Regions from separate parts of the Homo sapiens genome. Here region 2 is linked to region 1. The links are chromatin contacts, found by Hi-C or POLR2A ChIA-PET in ENCODE. All regions are on one chromosome and are shown on one strand. Each heading gives the region's core, a stretch centred on a gene start or an enhancer-like site at or near the end of the contact. The rest is flanking DNA. Distances are from core to core; before and after follow the strand shown.

Region 1 (6,591 bases), core at 359-2,858:
CAACATCTACCAGGCTTATGCCTGTAATCCCAGCATTTTGGGATGCCGAAGGAGGAGGACTGCTTGAGTCCAGGAGTTTGAGACCAGCCTGGGCAATACAGTGAGACTCATCTTCACAAAAAACTTAAAAAATTATAGAGTGTGGTGGTGCATGCCTATAGTTTCAGCTACTCTGGAGGCCGAGGCAGGAGGATTGCTTGAGCCTGGGAGATGGAGGTTGTAGTCATCTGAGATCACATCACTGCGCTCCAGTCTGGGTGACAGAGCTAGACCCTGTCTCAAAAAATAAATAACCACATCAGTGTACTTCAGCAACCTAATAAGAAACAGTCAAACACCTTGTTTATTCTGCACCTCTTCTATGTGGAGCTGCTGCAAATAATATAATCAGCAAGAGAAACAATAGCAGCTAACATTTGTAGACTATGAGCCACTGTTCTAAATATCTTACTTCCATTACCTCATTTAATTTTCAGGACTCAGGGACAATTATTATCTCTTTCCATAAGAGGAAAATAAGGTGTAGAACGCATAAACGCTATGCAGAGATTTAAACCTAAGCAGCTTAACTCCAGAGCTCTTTCAAACTGCTACATTCCAGTCTTTCTCCGAATTCATTAAAAATAAATTACATGCAGACCCCCACAATAGGCACTGAGGTCGCTAAAAGTTTAAAAGGCATGGTTTGAACAAGTATTTGCTGTCAGCCATGTGTGAATACAAAGGCAGGTAAGACACGGTTTCTGCTCTCAAGGAGGGAGGTCAAGACAACCACTTTATAAACCTGGATATTCATTATAAGGGATAAAGATAGAGAAAGGGGGCTTGTTCATTTACACTTTTGGTATGATTAACAAGTTTACAGGTAATACCCTGGAATCATGAAAGCAAAGTTCCAGCGCTTTACAGTTATCGGAACAGTTTTGTGAAAAGTAATGGAAATCAGAAAAGTGCAAACCCGCGACGCCTACACTTTCTAACTTTTCCCTGCTGGCGGTTGTGTCTGACCCGACTGTAAAAGAAAAGCTAGATGTGGATGTGCCATATAAAAGTCCCTACAAGAAAAAACCCACTCCCTTCCCATTCACCAACCTGGATCTTAATGCGCTCCCCACTCGCGTTCTGAGCCCCGAGAGCGTCCCGCACGCTCAGTTTGGCTGAAGGTTTGTGCTTGGGGAAGGGGGCGGAGGAACAGAAGCGCACGGACCGCAGCAGGCAGCGGACCCCCAGCATCCCGCGTCCGCCCAGGCCCTCCGCGGGAGCAGCCCAGACCCCACGGTTCGAACCCCGCCTGCAGCGGCCCTCCTTTCTCAGCTGCTCCCCTTCCGCGGCCGCAGCTCTGCTCTAAGGCACTCCAGAGCCCCTCGGCTGCGCGCTTTCTCCTTCAGGACTCCCAGCTCTGTCCCCACAGAACCTCTCCGCTTCCCACTTCCCAACGGGGCGGAATGGACAGGACACTAGGCAAACGCCAGAAAGAAACCACGTGCAGTTGGCAGCTGGGGCGCCCCACTACCCGCGACAATTGTAAACCTACGAACAGAACCCGGGCCGCAACACGCGCAACCACTCCTACCACACCACGCCAACGCCGCTTACGTCATCACGCTACGGGGAAGAAGGGAGAGCATGCGTACTTGTGACCCAGGCTTAGGGAGGCGTGCGGGAGGGGGCGGGGTCAGGAGCCGAGACGGGGCGGAGCTAATGCCCTAAGGTTGTAGAGATTATCGCTGAAAGAACGTGGGAGCACATCTGAGGGTCTTCATTTCTAAAGTTTCCAGGTGAGGCTGAGAAACTGAGAGGCAAGGAGTGACTGATGGAGAGGGAAACCGTCTCCATCAGTCAACAATAGGGATCCAAGTAAGAGGAGGCTCTTAGCTGTTAACAGGATTCGCTTGAAGAGATCAGTCGTTCCTTTCCTGAGTACTCCGCAGAGAAAAATCAGACATAGCCCCAATGCGCAAGTCACAGTTGTGTGGTATCAGACAGCTAAACAGACAGTTGCATAAAAGGGCGATCAGTTTGCCTGACAGAGCCTAAGCGTGGGACGCCAGAGATGGCTTCCTGGAGAAAGTAGTCCTCTGACAGGTAAATAAAAGGAACTGGAGGGACCTTGCATATGGCAGGCAAGACGGTGGGAAGATGTTGCAGAGACTGGAGGAAACTCGAGTGTTTCCTGCCAGAATCCTCCAAGTCTCCCTCTTCCCTCTGCCCTCCAACACAGCTATCTGCATTTGTTTGACCTGGAAACAATGACCCTTTTATATATTAGGCTACGTTTTATTAAAAAAAAAATTCTGTAACTCAATGACGGTCATTAAAAGGTTTTTAATCTAATTTAAAAAGTAAAACGTTTGGCCAAGTGCGGTGGCTCACGCCTGTAATCCCAACTCTTAGGGAGGCAGAAGCAGGAGGATTGCTTCAGCCCAGGAGTTCAAGACCAGCGCTCGCCCTCGCTGTCTCTCTCCCGCTCCCTCTCACTCTCACTCTCTCTCTCTCACTTTTACCTTACTTAAAGTTGCTACTATTATTATACCCATTTTACAAATGAGAGAACTTACGCACAGAAAGGCTAGATGACCTACTTAAGGATACACATTCCCTAAGTGTGAGATTTAAACCCAGAAGTGCTGGCTCTATGCACTTAAGCAGTATGCTGTATTACATAGTGTCCCAAGGTGATCTGTTCCATCAAGGAGCTCATGCTTTAGAGATGGAGACAAGCAAGAAAAGAGACTACTGAAATATAAACCAGTAAGTGCACACATAGATGTATGAGTTGTCTGCATTTGTTTGGACTGAAAAGTCACCCTTATATATTAGGCTACCTCTTAAATTTATCCAAAAAATTATTTTTGATATTTTATCCAAATATTATATTGGATAAAATATAATACAATTATAATATATACATGTATCACAATTTTATATTTTATATAATATAAATGTGTTCCCTGGTTCTTTTAATAAATTAAAATTATAAATATAATAAAATTATAATTATAAATTATAATATATAATTAAATTATATTGGATATATTATATATTATATACTTATAATATAAAATATGTTGGATAAAATATAATATAGTCTAGAGAAGGAGAAAATTAAGCTGAATTTTTGAAGTGGATCAATATTTTGCCAGGTAGGCATGTAAGAAAATTTCCTGCCAGAAGGTGAACACGGAAGGTTGCCAGGAGGGCAAATGGCCTGGAAAAATTGTAAAATCATTCTTAAGACAGGCTAGAAAATATCTCATCTGAAAATACTTGATGTTGGAGGTGGAACCTAGTGAGAAGTGTTTGGATCATGAAGGCCTTGGTGCCACCCTTGCAGGAGTGAATTCTCAGTCCATTAGTTTTTGCAAAGCTGATTGTTGAAAAGAGCCTGGCACCCCCCTCCCTCTCTCTTCCTTCCTCTTTTGCCATGTGATGTTTGCTCCCCTTTGCCTTCCTGAATGGCTGAATGACAACAAACCTTGACATTATTTACTTTGAGTGGAAGCAGATTCTGGTGCGATGCTTCTTGCACAGCCTGCAGAACTGTGCAAATAAATGAATACACTTCTTATCGATCAAAAAAAATATATAGGCCAGGCGCAGTGGCTCACGCCTGTAATCCTAGCACTTTGGGAGGCCAAGGTGGGCAGACTGCCTGAGCTCAGCCTGGGCAACATGGTGAAACCCTATCTCTACTAAAATATAAAAAATTAGCTGGATGTGGCAGCATGTGCCTGTAGTCCCAGCTACTCGGGAGGCTGACGCAGGAGAATTGCCTGAACCTGGGAGGCAGAGGTTGCGGTAAGCTGAGATCACGTCACTGCACTCCAGCCTCAGCAACTGAGTGAGACTCTGTCTCAAAAAAAAAAAGAAAAAGAAAAGAAAAGAAAAGAAAAAAATACTTGGGCACTTCTTGAACCTTGAGAAAGGAAAAATGGAAACTTGCAGCCAATGCCTTCAGAATTATGCAGCTATGGACTTTTAAGGGAAAAAAAGTTCGCTCGTTCAAAATCTGGGGAACAAGACAGTCTGGGGTACATAACAATGATGTTTATCCCAGTGAAAATCTTTTCTTTGCCTATGCCTACCCTGTCCAAGTGATCAAAAGTAGTAACCAGTTGGCTCATTTCTTACTCATGCCATTTTTCTGTCTTGCCTTCTGCTATGGCTTGGATATGATTTGTTTGTCCCCACAAAAACTCATGTTGAAATTTAATCCCTGATGTGGTGGTGTTGGGAGATGAGGCCTAATGGAAGTGGTCTGGTGTATGGGAGCAGATCCCTCATGAGTGGCTTGGTGCTGTTTCCGTGGACTGCATGAGTTCTTGCAAGAATGGGCTTGTTTCCACCACAGTAGGTTGTTATAAGGCCAGGATGCCCCTCAGGGGTTCCCCTTTTTGCACATGTCCACTTCCCCTTTGACCTTCTTCACCACGTTGTGATGCAGCACGAAAGCCCTCACCAGAAGCCAGGGCCATGCCCTTGAACTTCTCATCGTGTAGAACCATGAGCTAAATAAACCTCTTTTCTTTATAAATTGCCCAGTGTCAGGTATTCCTTTACAGCAACATAAAATGGGCTAAGGCACCTTCTTTCTCTCCCAACTCCCCTACTCCAGGGAACAATGTGCAGCTTAAGAACTGGAGTCTGAGTCCCAGGGAGTGAGGCTCCTGCCTTCCTTTACCCTCTCACTACTTGTTTAAGCCAAAAGGTTAATTATGTTCTTAGCAGGGGACCACTGCCCCAGTATGTTGAAGACAAGAGAAAAAGTTTACTATACAACTTACGCTTCTGGTGCTCAGTTCAAACCATCCCCTGTATCTTGTGCTATATCAAATCACATCATCTTCTTGTTTATTTTTGTTTTCAGTGTTGGCTTGACACCTTCCCTTTTAGATTCATCACCTTCCAGACAGGAGTGCAAATGATGTTTTTAATATGAATATATAGTTGACCCTTGAACAACATGGGTTTCAGTTGTGCCGGTCCACTTGTATGTGAATTTTTTTCAATAAATATATTGGAAAATTTCTTGGAGATTTGTGACAATTTCAGAAAACTTACTAATGACCTGTGTAGCCTAGAAATATCAAAGCATTTAATAAAAAGGTCATGAATTCACAAGATACATGTAGTTACTAGTCTATTTTATCATTTACTATCATAAAATATACATAAGTCTATGACAAAAAGTTAAAATTGGCTGGGCGCAGTGGCTCATGCCTGTAATCCCAGCACTTTGGGAGGCCGAGGCATGCAGATCACTTGAGGCCAGGAGTTCAAGACCAGCCTGGCCAACATGGCGAAACCCCATCTCTACTAAAAATACAAAAATTAGACAGGCATCGGCCAGATGCGGTGGCTCATGCCTGTAATCCCAGAACTTTGGGAGGCTGAAGTGGGTGGATCACCTGAGGTCAGGAGTTCGAGACCAGACTGGCCAACATGGTGAAATCCCGTCTCTACTAAAAATACAAAAACCAGCCAGGTGTGGTTGCAGGTGCCTGTAATCCCAGCTACTGGGGAGGCTGAGGCAGGAGAATTGCTTGAACCTGGGAGGCAGAGGTTGCAATGAGCTGAGATCAAACCACTGCCCTCCAGCCTGGGCGACAGAGCAAGACTCCATCTCAAAAAAAAAAAAAAAAAAAAAAAAAAAGAAAAACGAAAAAAAATTAACCAGGCGTGGTGGCACATGCCTGTAATCCCAGCTACTCAGGAGGCTGAGGCAGGACAATTGCTTGAACCTGGGAGGCGGAGGTTGCATTATGTCACTGCACTCCAGCCTGAGCGATGGAGTGAGACTCTGTCTCAAACAAAACAAAACAAAACAAAACACCCACGGACCTTGCATGGTGCTATTCATAGTTGAGAGAAATTGCTATAAGACATGCAACCTTAAGCTTTAACAAATAGGGCCAAATTTTTTCCAAAGTGTCACCAGTGTGACCAGCCATATATGAGAGTTTCAGTCGCTTTACATTCTTGTCAACACTTGATCTTTTTTTAATGTGGAACACTTCATAAATATATGTGTCATCCTTGAACGGGCCACGCTAATCTCTGTAACCTTTCAATTTTAGTATATATGCTGTTTAAATGAGAATAATACTTGGTCTTAATCAAACTTGCTCTAGCAGCCGTATTGGTGGGGAAGTGGTTGTATCCACTGCTGTTTTAATTTGCATTCCCCTGATTATTATTTTTGTTTGGCAGCTTTTCAGTGTTTATTTTCATTGGACTTTCTTCTTGGTAAATTGACTGTTTACATCTTTTGCCCATTTTTCTATTGAAAAATGAGTAGTCTTATTTTTCCTAAAGACTACTTTTATTGAGTAGTCTTTTTTCTTATTAATCTATATAAGTTCTTTTGTCCATGTTTTAGTTACGAGTTCTTCTCAGTTACATGCATTGCAATATTCAACCACTCTGTGGGTTGTCTTTTCTATGGTGTATTGTGAGAAAATGGCTGAATGACAGCAAATCTTGAAAATATTCGATCCTTTTCTTAAGAAAGAGTGAATAGTTCTTGAAGAAAATTATTAAGACATTCAAGCATTAGTCTTTATATTTCTTCTGGCAATGTAAGACCAGTGC
Region 2 (6,769 bases), core at 4,247-6,746, 410 kb before region 1:
GGCCAGTCCTTAGTCTGAAGCCTCCATGGCAGCCCCATCAAGGGATTTTTTGGTCTCTGTTTGCATATCTCCCTGGATAGGAGGATCATGCTTCCTTTCAGCTCTGGCTAGAAGAGACTTCTAGCTGGTAGAGCCCAACAATACCTTGCACATTTTGCCGAGGAAGCTCTCAGGCTGACAGTGAAGTGATTTGCTCAGGGTTGCCTGGTGCGACAGTGGAAAGCCTGGGTCAGAGTCTTGGCACTGGGAAGCCTGGTTCTGTCCTTGACCTCAAAGTTGAGTGGAAATAATCCCAAGGGAGGATTTAGGCTGGATTCTTGCCTCAACCAGGTCATTTAACTTGAATTAAATGATATTTAATTCAATTTAATATTAGCCAAGGCCTACTATGTGCCAGGCACTATACTTACACCTAATGTGATCACCTCCCTGAACCCTAGTTTCCCATCTATGAAAAAAAATACCTCCTGTGCATCTTTTCTCAGAGCCCTGTTATGAGGATGAAATGAAGAAAAGGAAGTAAAGTGCTTTGTAAACTGTAAAGTGCTGTGTCCATTGAGGCATTGTTGCTAAAGCTGGCCATCCTATCTCTGCGGTCCACTCTGCCTGGAGCAGACTTCCCACTTAGCACTGGCTACCATATTTGAATTTGTTTATCTGCTCCTCACCCCCACCAGAGTTCCCAGGGGAGGAATGTTTGGGGGCTTGTATTTGATTTCCCAGAACCTCGCCCTGGGCCTGGCACATGGCAGATGCTTAACAGTATTTATAAATGTCATAGTCCATTCAGGCTGCTATAACAAAATGCCATAAACTGGGTAGCAGAAATGTATTTCCCACAGTTCTGGAGGCTGGGAAGTCCAAGTCCAAGATCAGGGACAGGCAGATTTGGTGTCTGGTGAAGCCTGGTTTCCTGCCTCATACATAGCTGTCTGTCTTCCCTGTGTCCTCATGGGGTAGAAAGGGCAAGGGAACCCTTTGGGGTCCCTTTTTTTTGAGACGGAGTTTCACTCTTATTGCCCAGGCTAGAGTGCAATGGTGTGATCTTAGCTCACCCCAACCTCTGCCTCCCGGGTTTGAGCGATTCTTCCGCCTCATCCTCCTGAGTAGCTGGCATTACAGGCATGCGCCACCACGTGTAGCTAATTTTGTATTTTTAGTAGAGATGGTGGTTTCTCCATGTTGGTCAGGCTGGTCTCGAACTCCCGACCTCAGGTGACCCGCCCAACCTGGCTTCCCAAAGTGCTGGGATTACAGGCGTGAGCCACCATGCCCGTTTTTTTTTTTTTTTCTTTTTGAGACGGATTCTTACTCTGTTGCCCAGGCTGGAGTGCAATGGCACGATCTTGGCTCACTGCAACCTCCACCTCCCGGATTCAAGCGATTCTCCTGCCTCAGCCTTCCGAGTAGCTGGGATTACAGGCATGCACCACCATGCTCAGCTAATTTTCTTTTCTTTTTTTTTTTTGTATTTAGTAGAGATGGGGTTTCACCATGTTAGGCTGGTCTTGAACTCCTGACCTCAGGTGATCCACCTGCCTCGGCCTCCCAAAGTGCTGGGATTACAGATGTTCACCACCGTGTCCAGCCCTGCGGTCCCTTTTGTAGGAACAAATCCCATTCATGAGGGTTCCACTCTCACGACCTAACTACCTCTCAAAGCCTATCCCTCCAAATATCACACTGGGGTTAGGTTTCAACTTAGGGGTATTATAGGGACACAAGCATTCAGTCTGTAAACAGAACATGTGATGAGCTCTTGTTTCTCAGACCCAAGGAGATGCCAACCTGTGGGCACTGGAAGACCCCTGGGGGGAGGGCTAGGGAGAGGGCAGGTGGGAAGGGTGACCACTGTGGTGAAGTAGCTACATTGTATAGGGTATATACCCTGGGGTGCGTCTCCTTGCGCCAGGAAAATTTAGGACATGGGCACACACGAGGAGTTTAGGAGCGGAGTTTTAATAGGCAGAAGAGAAAGAGAAACAGCTTTTTCTATAGAGAGAGAGGGGTCTCTGAGTGGAAAAGACTGGCTGGTGGTGGATGCACCAGACTTTATAGTCCAGCTTGAGGAGGTGGTGTCTGATTTATGTAGGGATCACAGATTGTTTTGATCAGGTGTGATATTTACATAGCGCAAGGAAGGCTTGTTGCCCCACCCTAATCCTATGATGCAAATGAACTCTCCTTGGCTGGTGCCATCTTGTCTGCTCCTTACTGTACACGTGGCTGGCAAAGAAGGGATGATGGAGCCCCCATCTTGAACATGTCTAGTCCCTCCCTAGTCCCTAGTTCCTGCTGACATTCAGCCATGCAAGCTCCCAGCTTGTTTGTCTGTATCTGCAGCTTGACTTTATAGGTTGCTGTTTGGTAGAAAATGATTTTGGGCTGCTTTTCATTAAAAAGAAAAGCCTTACCGAGGACTCCCATATCCTTACTATCTGCCTAAGTGATTTCTTCTTAACTCCTATTATCAGTGGGGTACTCTAAGCAGCGGGAGTGGCTTTGTTATCCCAGCTTGGACCTGTAGTTTTTGGCTCTCATGTAAATAGAAATGAACCCTGGCTGGGTGCGGTGGCTCACGCCTGTAATATCAGCACTTTGGGAGGCCGAGGCGGGCAGATCATGAGGTCAAGAGATCGAGACCATCCTGGCCAACATGGTGAAACCCCGTCTCTACTAAAAATGCAAACATTAGCTGGGCATGGTGGCACGTGACTGTAGTCCCAGCTACTCTGGAGGCTGAGGCAGGAGAATCGCCTGAACCCGGGAGGTGGAGGTTGCAGTGAATTGAGATCATGCCAGTGCACTCCAGCTGGGCGACAGAGTAAGACTCCGTCCCCCACCCCCCTCACAAAAAAAGAAAAGAAAGAAATTAACACCAGGCCAAACAGAACTTTTACTCAGGCAAGGTTTCATAGGCTTGCGTCTGGAGCAACTGCGCGGGAGCATTGTATGGGAAAGGGATCCTGGTGCTAGCTCCTGGAAGGACTTGGCTCTTGTCATTTTAAGGAAGCTGAGGCGAGAAAAAGGAGTGACATGTAGGCATGTAGGGATGGGGAACTTTTAGCACCTGCGCAGTTTGACTATGTGTTTCTCATGCATCATATGTCTCATTAGTGCGTTAAATCTCCAGCCCTGGGTGTGATTTTTAGTATTACGATGTGATTATTATAAGGAAAACTTGGTGAAAGGTCAGTGCTGGAGTCCATCTTGTCTTCAGCCAACTGCATGTGGTCTGGTTCTTATCAGGAATGCCAGAGGCCTGCTTTTAGCAACCTTGGGAGACAGCACTCAAGGACATAAATGGTTAGTTTCTTATTTTTATGGTTACAAACTCAGCCTGGTCAGCTAACTTAGGAGAGAGGTCCCCCTTTGCTATGTGACGTGGGTCAGCTTGTTAACGGATACAAGAAGGCAGCAGAGGGAATATGCCTGGACATGTGAGGCCCAGGGGGTCTTGGTGACCCAGTCTCTTGTCTTCTCTATACTGTCTTAGCTTGGCTTAGGTCAGGACATGGGGCTGTCATGGAGAGCCTCTCTCTGCTCAGGAATGGTGGGGCTGGGGTTTGGGGGCAGGGTGGCTCGGTTTGTCTAACCTGGCTTGTCTTCTAAGAAGGTGGTAAGCACTATGTCTCAGGGGAGTGAGCCTCCCCCTCACAAAAGCTTTCCATCTACATTCATGGGCATGTCAGTGGTGTGACATGCCATCTGAGTGACTCCACTTTGCTGGTCATTTTATGCCCAGCAGTGCTTATACAGTCCAGCAGTTCACACTGGAAAATACGGAAATCACAGGACTGCTCCATCTGTAAGCATTATGTTCACAGGTTAGTGTCACAAGATGAAGGGGCAGGAGAAGATGCTAGGGGCCAGTCCCTAGTATGGCACGACAGAGCCCCTGCCCTTACCAGCATGTGGATCAGCCAGAAAGATGGTGGGGGGCTGGAGTTCCTCACCCTGGCTCTCCAGAGCCTCTTGTGTGCCTGTCTTCCAGCTTGATGGTGACATCCCATTAGTGGCTTGAAACTGACCATGGTGACAGTAGTTATTTTATTTTATTTATTTATTTTTTGAGACGGAGTTTTGCTCTTGTTGCCCAGGTTGGGGTGCAATGGCATGATCTCGGCTCACTGCAACCTCCACCTCCCAGGTTCAAGTGATTCTCCTGCCTCAGCCTCCCGAGTAGCTGGGATTACAGGCATGTGGCACCACACCCGGCTTTTTTTTTTTTTTTTTTTTGTATTTTTAGTAGAGACAGGGTTTCTCCATGTTGGTCAGGCTGGTCTTGAACTTTTGACCTCAGGTGATCCGCCTGCCTTGGCCTCCCAAAGTGCTGGGATTACAGGCGTGAGCCACTGCACCTGGCTGGCAGTATTTCTTTGAAACTGACGATGGTGACGGTATTTAGTGGGAAATTGGCCCACACTACAGATCAGGGCTTTGTTTACCAGTACAGCACTAGCTGTGAACAAGTGCGGTGTGATGACGAAAGTGCTCACCAGGTATAGGGTGGCACAGCAGGGGCTGGGACTGACTTTATTGCGTGGAGCTAAGGAGGCGGGGCTTACACAGTATTGAAGGATGAGCTGTGAAGACAGAGTGGTAAAGGGAGGCCCAGACAAGTGTGGGATGGCAAGACGTATCCTGTGGTTCTGTGAAAGGAAACTGTGGATGTGAAGGCACTTGGCAACTTAATACAAGGTGTCAAGCGAAAAGGTGTAGAGTAAGCAAATCCAACATAGGATGTATAAAGTGAACTAATTAGGGCTGGGGAAGGGTATCCATGTCATAACACATTAACCTTTGCTCTTTAGCTGATAGGATCCCTAGGGATTTCAAATGTGGCTCAACAAGGCCTTTGCCCAACTCTTTGGTAAAGGGGAACCCAGGCTTTGGAGAGGGACTTGGCGTAAGGAAGCAAATAGGCTAGAACACTCTGGGGCTGCCAGCTAACCGGGAAATGTTGACAAAGGCTGTGAAATGCCCTGTGTTTTGGTGGTGGGGCGGTGGGAGTGGCAGGGAAGTTGGCAGGAAACGGGACTAGGAAAACAAGTGGGGAGGGGTCAGATAGAGCAGGCTGAGCGTGCACTTCTTCATGCGCCTCAGAGCCAGACAGCCCCGCCTCAAAGCTTGTTTTGCTGTCCCTTGTGTCGGGTGGGGTCCTGGGTGCCATGGGTTGCTTGGTGAGCCCCCGTTGGTCCCTGTGCCCCAGACTGGGGCGAGTGTGTCACTGGACTGTTTCCACAGCTCGGTTGGTGCCACACTGTCCCGAAGGTTCTGAAGGAGACTGAGGTCACCAGGCTGTCTGGGCAGACAGAGCTGCCAGACTCTCGTCCCTCCCTTTGATGGGCCTGTTATCAGGGTTGTTTTGCTCCTGGAGCTGATCACAGGCCACGTTTCCCAGCCAGCCACCCCCATCAGCCCAGAGCCCCCTGGGACACAGGCAGACGTAGGCAGTCAGTTTGGAGAGACTGCAATTCAGGAAAGGGATAGGCTGAAATTTCTTGGGCCAAGAAATTGGCCCAGGACTGACCTTGGCTAAGCCCCCACTGATGACAGACGGATTTTTTTTAAAGATTATTTTCTTTAGACATTCTTGCTCTGTCGCCCAGGCTGGAGTGAAGTGGTGTGATCTTGACTCACTGCAATCTCTGCTTCCTAGGTTCAAGCAATTCTTGTACCTCAGCCTCCCGAGTAGCTGGGATTACAGGCACGCACCCCTATGCCTGGCTTATTTTTGTATTTTTAGTAGAGACAGGGTTTCACTATGTTCATCAGGCTGGTCTCGAACTCCTGACCTAAAGTGATCCGCCTACCCTGGCCTCCCAAAATGCTGGGATTACAGGTCTGAGCGACTACACCTAGCCTGATGACTATTTTGTTGTTGTTGTTGTTTGTTTTTTTGAGACGGAGTCTCACTCTGTTGCCAGGCTGAAGTGCAGTGGTGCAATCTGGGCTCACGGCAACCTCCGCCTCCCAGGTTCAAGCTATTCTCCTATCTCAGCCTCCCAAGTTGCTGGGACTACAGGCATGTGCCACCATGCCTAATTTTTGTATTTTTAGTAGAGACGGGGTTTCACCATGTTTGCTAGGATGGTCTTGATCTCTTGACCTCGTGATCCGCGCACCTCGGCCTCCCAAAGTCAGACTGTTTTAAGAGTAATTTGTAAAAGGAAGCTGGAAGTTTGGGGTGAATGGGTGGTTACACAAATGCTGTGTGATTTAGGGTGCAGTTTACAAAAGAGTGGCTGCGTCCTAGGCTGCAAATTCTGAGGTGTGGGCAAGTGGGGACCTTGGCCACCCCTGCACAGGGAGATCTGGCCCAAAGGCAGACCAGGGTCATGAGGCTAGGCCCTTCTTAAGAGGGTGGAGGGCTTTTGGAGGTGCTGAGGGCATGAGGTCAGAGTGGTGCCTGCTGCTGGCCTTCAAGCATGCAGGGTCCCTGTTTGGTGGTGGGCCTCATGAAGGAGTCACACCAAGGTGGGTGCTTAGGGTTCCCTCAAGCACCCATTCTGTCCCTCTGCATGCAGGGGACCACACCTAGGGCAGGAACTGAGAGCTGACGAGTGTTGTGTTCCCGGCGTTGCTCCTTCAGCTGGGATGGAGCCCTTGGCGGGATAAAAGGCTAAACTGGGTCCAGGTGAGATCACCACAAGGTCTCACCCAGGGCAATGAAGGGCTCACAAGCAGCACATCCCTGCTCACAGTTCGCACTCAGACTCACCCGTCTGTCGATGGTGCTGCCATCACTGCTGAACGTTTGTTCTCC

Evidence for each region. Hi-C counts contacts between places; a loop is a spot of excess contacts on that map. ChIA-PET counts read pairs that join two places held with the same protein, here RNA polymerase II (POLR2A). Pooled maps may share reads with other maps.
Region 2: a loop to region 1 is called in a map of Right ventricle myocardium inferior, with 3 times the contacts of the local background. The contact joins the enhancer-like site here to the promoter of NARS2 in region 1. A Hi-C loop is called at or near these places in 11 of 168 maps with a recorded cell type or tissue (IMR-90, Right ventricle myocardium inferior, Right ventricle myocardium superior and 8 more) and 6 of 50 pooled maps. POLR2A ChIA-PET finds 5 or more read pairs at or near these places in 2 of 52 experiments (PC-3 and endothelial cell of umbilical vein).

The regions. Positions count from the first base shown.
Region 1 is chr11:78,573,256-78,579,846 of GRCh38, forward strand. It overlaps NARS2 (asparaginyl-tRNA synthetase 2, mitochondrial), which reads right to left and starts at 1,609. Exons shown (of 14, transcript NM_024678.6): 1 at 1,093-1,609. The coding sequence starts at 1,233. It also overlaps the pseudogene RNU6-311P. RefSeq lists enhancers at 995-1,104, 1,765-1,904.
Region 2 is chr11:78,163,800-78,170,568 of GRCh38, forward strand. All of the region lies in intron 2 of KCTD21-AS1 (KCTD21 antisense RNA 1), which reads left to right. Among named protein-coding and RNA genes, the nearest start is that of KCTD21, 21 kb to the right of the region's middle. Within about 2 kb of position 5,497, at least 22 of the 41 ENCODE cell types and tissues checked have a DNase peak (open chromatin) inside an H3K27ac peak, as active enhancers do; they include IMR-90, ascending aorta, endothelial cell of umbilical vein and 5 more, where a contact is called at or near this core.